2 separate regions of the Homo sapiens genome follow, and region 2 is linked to region 1. A link is a contact called in ENCODE Hi-C or POLR2A ChIA-PET data. All regions are on one chromosome and are shown on one strand. The core of a region is the stretch at or near the end of the contact, and the rest is flanking DNA. Distances in the headings are between cores, read along the strand shown.

Region 1 (2,709 bases), core at 114-2,613:
CCGCCCAGCCCAGGCGGGGCTCGGGTTCCCGCTCCTCTGATGTTTACGTTTGGTCAAAAACTCCTCAGACAGAAATAACTAATGCCTCCCCCCGGAAGCTTTTACCACGTGGCAGAGTGGGGTCACAAAGGGGGGAGCAGTGGCACGAAGGGGATGGGGAGGAAGACCTCCCTGTTCCCTCCCCCACCCTGCAGGGGCCTTCCTCTTAGGCTGCAGAGCCGAGGGTCGCTCTCCGTGGTGGAGTTCCCTCTGCAGAAGACCCCTGGAAAATTGCACTTCAGCAGTGGTGACATTTTATAGGCCATGATTTGCTGCATTTATGGCTCTGGCAGTGCAGGTGCGGAGTCGTAGGCTCCCGTTCTCACCCTGCAAATTGCTCACAGTGCAATCTGTCATCTTCAAGGCTAGGTGTGAACCGGGCAGGGTTGCCCTTAAAACGGAATTGCAGTTAAAGGCCGGGATCTGGAAGGAAGCGCTCTACCCCGGGGCGTGGCCTTTCCCACCGGCTCTGGACCTTTCCTTCAAGCCCCGCCATGCGCGCCCACCGACTTGGCTGTCGCAGCCTGGGGGCACTGGGCGCCCTGGGCTCTGCCTGCCTGCAGAGCTCTCATTCTTTCCGTTCCAGGCCTGTGGAATCCTCCAGTGAACAAGGCCTCATGCTGGCCTCTGCCCCACCCCACTGCGAGGAGCCGCTCCTCCTCCGAGGCCTATGGTTTTTCTCCCCGCGGAGTGGGCTTGGTGGGAGCACCGCGTGGCGCAAACAGCACGGGGGGACTTTGGAATCGCCTGGACTTGAGCCCTGCCCCACCACGTGTTCGCTGTGTGAATGTGGACAGGGTGGTTACCCTCTCTACAGCCCGCGTCTTAAAATGGGAGTAGTAACAACCCCCTCAACAGTTGTTCTGAGGATTAAGTGAAATTCAGATTTCATAGGAGACCTTTTTCAATAGTCAAGTCTCTCGCCTTTATGAGTCAAGTTCCACTGGGGCCAGAGGCCCTGTGGTTGTTTCTGAAAACAAGGTCAGCAGAAGTGCTAGACCCATTGTTTCCTCAACTCAGCCCTTCCCCCTACACTCCTGGCAAAGTGGAGCCCGCAGCCTCTTCCGACCCACTTCCACCTTCACCCACACCCACAGGCTTACAGGGCAGAGCTGTTTTGTTGACGGGGCGGGGGTGGGGGTGGGGACGTGGAAACTGTACCTCTGACCTAAGCTGGACCATTCACGGCCCTTCTCAAATTTCCCTCCCCCACCTTGCCACAGGGGATTGGTCCCAGCGGGAAGAGCTGACATATTTGAATCCAATCAAAAGCCTTCTTGGGAAATTTTGAAACTGGAAGTGAAAAAGTCAGTTTCTCCCCAGGGCTAAAACTGCAAGATATTATAACATACATGACCATGTTTCCCATGGTCAGGAGAGGAGAGGCAAGGCCAATCTGAAGGCAGAAACAGAGATAAAGATCGAGCAGAAAACAAAGATAGAGCCTCAGCCACAGCCAGACAGGCTGGGAGAGAGCGCTGAGGCCAACAGGAGTCTAATGTTATTGGCAGCATCGGTTCCTGTGTCCCTGGTACAGCCCTGCCTGCCCCCGATTCCTTGCGACAGCCCATTATTTTTTGCCACAAATTCTTATTGTTTAACCTAGTTTGTGTTTTTGTTGCTTCTAATCCAAAAATCCCATGGCATTTACTAGTTTAACTTACACAGTATGTCAGTTGAGTTCAAGAGCTCCCCAGCCCCATTATAACCCCCCGAGAAGTCTTCTATCCTCCGCAGCATATGTCAGTGCCCCATAACAAGGTGCTCAATAAATGCTCTTCAGATTGCACTGAGCAAGTTGTGAGTGGACGGGAAGTGCCCTGGTGGCTGTTGAAACTGGAGGCTTCAACTGGTTAATTTAAAGGGGAAGCATCGCCAATTGCCACAGACTTCTAGAAGCCCATTTATTGTACCCTAGTGGTAATTAGGGCTTATTCAAGTGAATAGAAAGAGAAAAGAGAAGAAACTTTATCCCCTCTAAATTGCATTTAATAAAAATCTTGGAGAAAATGAGTGAATTGTCAGGCTTAATAATTTCCCCTGGGTCTTTGTTGGAGGGAGGCTGAGGAAATGTACAGTATTCTACATTTATAGGACAGCAGATCTGCATTTTAACAGAGTAAAATGCAGTCGTGGCTTACCCTCCTTTTTTCCCCCTTCATTTGTTTCCAAAGGGTTTTTTTCCAGCTCATGAGTCACTTCCAGTCAGATTCAAAGACAAAAGCCGGCTAATTGTGTGTCCATGAGTCAGGGTCCCACCCTGCCTTATCTGAACACCCTTTCTAGCTCTGAGAAGACAGAGCAATTTTCAGCCTATAAGGCATTGAGTGGAACCTGTTACACACCGCTTCTGGGTCAGGCTCTTTAGGGAGCAGTCCAGGCCCTTCCATTTCCTTCTGGCATCTGGCAGCTGATAGCACCTTGGGGTGTTTCCTTGCCAGTGTTATTTTCAGTCAGGAACTGTGCAGTCTACCCTGTTCCTAAGGCACCCTGTTGAGCCCAGAGAGATAAAGGTGAATTTAAAAGGAGGTCTAAACCCTCTAGCAATTTATCATATAATGAAGGAGAAAGGCAGAAAAGAATCACTGTTAGACAAGCTTTGAGGGTTATGGAAGAGTAAGTGCTAAGACTAATGATTTCTCAGTCTGCACCCCTTGCTGTCTCTCAGCA
Region 2 (2,700 bases), core at 47-2,546, 290 kb after region 1:
TGGGTAGTATTTATTACCCTGGCCTCCTTTTCTCTTTGTTCTTCCTATAATATTTGAGTTTTAAGCAGAGTTCCTATCTATTCAGGTGATTAACTGTCCTTGTAAAGCTTTAGCATGTGTTCCACTCTTTGAGATTCTTAGATGAAACCCCGTCTCTACTGAAAATACAAAAAATTAGCCGGGCACGGTGGCGGGTGCCTATAGTCCCAGCTGCTCGGGAGGCTAAGGCAGTAGAATGGCGTGAACCTGGGAGGCGGAGCTTGCAGTGAGCCGAGATCGCACCACCACACTCTAGCCTGGGCAACAGAGCAAAACTCTGTCTCAAAAAAAAAAAAAAAAACAGATTCTCAGAACATGTCTGTTCCAAAGCTAGAATAAGTAGTTAGTTTTAGTTGATAAAGTCTCATTAGCTTTCTATTGTAATACAGATTCCTATTCAGACACACTCAGTATTTTATGCTAGTCAGACAGATTTTGACAGATCTTGATTTTAGTTTATTTTTATTTATTTATTTATTTTTTTTTTGAGACGGAGTCTTGCTTAGCTGCCCAGGCTGGAGTGCAGTGGTGCAATCTCAGCTCACTGCAGCTACCGTCTCCTGGGTTCAAGCGATTCTCCCATCTCAGCGTCCTGAGTAACTGGGATTACAGGCACCTGCCTCATGCTGGCTAATTTTTGTATTTTAGTAGAGATGGGGTTTCGCCACGTTGGCCAGGCTGGCCCTGAACTCCTGACCTCAGGTGATCCACCCGCCTCGGCCCCCCAAAGTGCTAGGATTACAGATGTGAGCCACCGCACCTGGCCAATTTTTATTTTTCGTGTCTGACTTTCTAATTCTTTGCCAGACTGACATTGCTTTACCTTAAGTTCTGTGACTGATTACTGCTTAGTTATTGAAAATATGTACCAGAAGTATGACCTATCTTCTTATCTCTTAGCATTTTCATTTCTTGTCCTTCTTTGTTCCCCTGTTGATATACCTTGACTGTAATTTATTCAGTTATTCCATACATATTTATTATTTCCTAGGATATGTATTTTTATGTTTTAGAAGGATCTTAGTTATAATCTGTGTAAATAATCACTTTTATACATTTAGGAAGTTGAAGTCAATGTCTGTGGGCAATGAGGCAGCTCATCAGAGGTCTTTTGGGTATAAAAAGAAATAAATTTGTAGCTAATGACTCTTGGACTTAAATCAAAGTGACTCATCATATAATGGATGCTAGTTTACTGCTTTCAAGCCTCAAGAGCTTTGCTGAGACTTTTAAAAAATTGCTTAATTGAGATTATGAGTCAGTGTTCCCTATCATCAAATAAACAACAAATATTCTGTTTTTTAAAAAAGCATTTTGTGAAAACCATTCTTACCTGTGGGCTATACAAATATAGGTGACAGGTTGAATTTGACATACAGGCTGTAGTTTGCAGATCCCTGGCTTAGATCACAGTTGAAACCAGTTTGATACTAGAAGTCTCAGTTAACTAATGAATAATTGATTTGGTGTGTTGTTTTTCCTTCCTTCCTTCCTTCCTTCCTTCCTTCCTTCCTTCCTTCCTTCCTTCCTTCCTTCCTTTCCTTCCTTTTCCTTCCTTTCCTTCCTTTCTTTCCTTTCCTTTCTTTCTTTTCTTTCGTCAGAGTTTTCCTCTGTTGCCCAGGCTGGACTGCAGTGGTGCGATCTCGGCTCACTGTAACCTCCACCTCCCGGGTTCAAGCAATTCTCATTCTTCAGCCTCCCGAGTAGCTGAGATTACAGGCCTGCGCCACCATGCCTGGGTAATTTTTTTGTATTTTTTTTTGTAGAGATGGGGTTTCACCATGTTGATCAGGCTGGTGTCAAACTCCTGACCTCAGGTGATCTGCCTGCCTTGGCCTCCCAAAGTGCTGGGATTATAAGTGTAAGCCACCATGCCCAGCTGGTGTACTGTTTTTTTTATGTCTTTATATGTTGGTGTTTATAAAGGTTGATAAGTCTTAATAAACATCATGTGCAGTAGGTACTGAAATATTTCTTAATGAGATGAGCTTATTGTTTTCCCTTTTCCTGATTCCTGGAGATGTCTGTCTGAGATCTGACCCTGATTTTGGTCTTCTAATACATTTTTTAGGCCTATAAAAATGCTTTCTTAAAAATTGCTTTATGACCTCATACTCTCAGGTAGCTTGCAAGGTTCCTATATACAACTCTGTGACATATACTGACTCACGTCTTTGAAGTTTAGAAGTAGAGGAGACTGTCTGATTCCATTTTCTCATTTTATAGATGACACAGAGACCCAGAAAATTTGCATCACTTGTCTAAAATCATATAGGCCATCCAAGATGTTATTTTTAATTTACATCCGAGCTCTGGATTCCAATGAAAGAGAGAAGGAAAAGTAATTTAAGTTCGTCACATCTAAGTTATAATTATACTTTAGTTTTGGACTAAGTTATGTTTGTAAGATAAAGTAATTTCGATTACACATTTGACTTTAGATCATGCAAAGAGTGTCCAGATCTCTTAAAAATGTGCTATAGCTAGGAGATTTAAGAAGATAATCTTATTTCTTTCTTTGTGTCCATAACTCTTTCACTGTTTTTTTCAGTCATCTAGATTTAAAATTATGTAATCGAGGATCACAGTTGGGCCCTGGCTTCAAGAATGGAATCAGAAAAGAATATGCTGTCTGTCTTGATTGAGGGTGACATTTAAAGT

Evidence for each region. A loop is a pair of places that touch in the nucleus more often than their neighbours do. ChIA-PET counts read pairs that join two places held with the same protein, here RNA polymerase II (POLR2A). Pooled maps may share reads with other maps.
Region 2: a map of A673 shows a loop between it and region 1 (7-fold over the local background). The contact joins two enhancer-like sites. A Hi-C loop is called at or near these places in 7 of 168 maps with a recorded cell type or tissue (A673, adrenal gland, heart left ventricle and 3 more) and 1 of 50 pooled maps. POLR2A ChIA-PET finds 5 or more read pairs at or near these places in 8 of 52 experiments (A673, CD4-positive, alpha-beta memory T cell, H1 and 5 more).

Annotation. Positions count from the first base shown.
Region 1 is chr3:177,357,190-177,359,898 of GRCh38, reverse strand. No RefSeq gene overlaps it. Among named protein-coding and RNA genes, the nearest start is that of LINC00501, 64 kb to the right of the region's middle. RefSeq lists enhancers at 1-18, 1-370, 1,044-1,338, 1,225-1,464, 1,585-1,784. Within about 2 kb of position 1,363, at least 40 of the 41 ENCODE cell types and tissues checked have a DNase peak (open chromatin) inside an H3K27ac peak, as active enhancers do; they include A673, where a contact is called at or near this core.
Region 2 is chr3:177,068,672-177,071,371 of GRCh38, reverse strand. The region is part of intron 2 of TBL1XR1 (TBL1X/Y related 1); the gene reads left to right. Among named protein-coding and RNA genes, the nearest start is that of TBL1XR1-AS1, 33 kb to the right of the region's middle. Within about 2 kb of position 1,296, at least 2 of the 41 ENCODE cell types and tissues checked have a DNase peak (open chromatin) inside an H3K27ac peak, as active enhancers do; they include A673, where a contact is called at or near this core.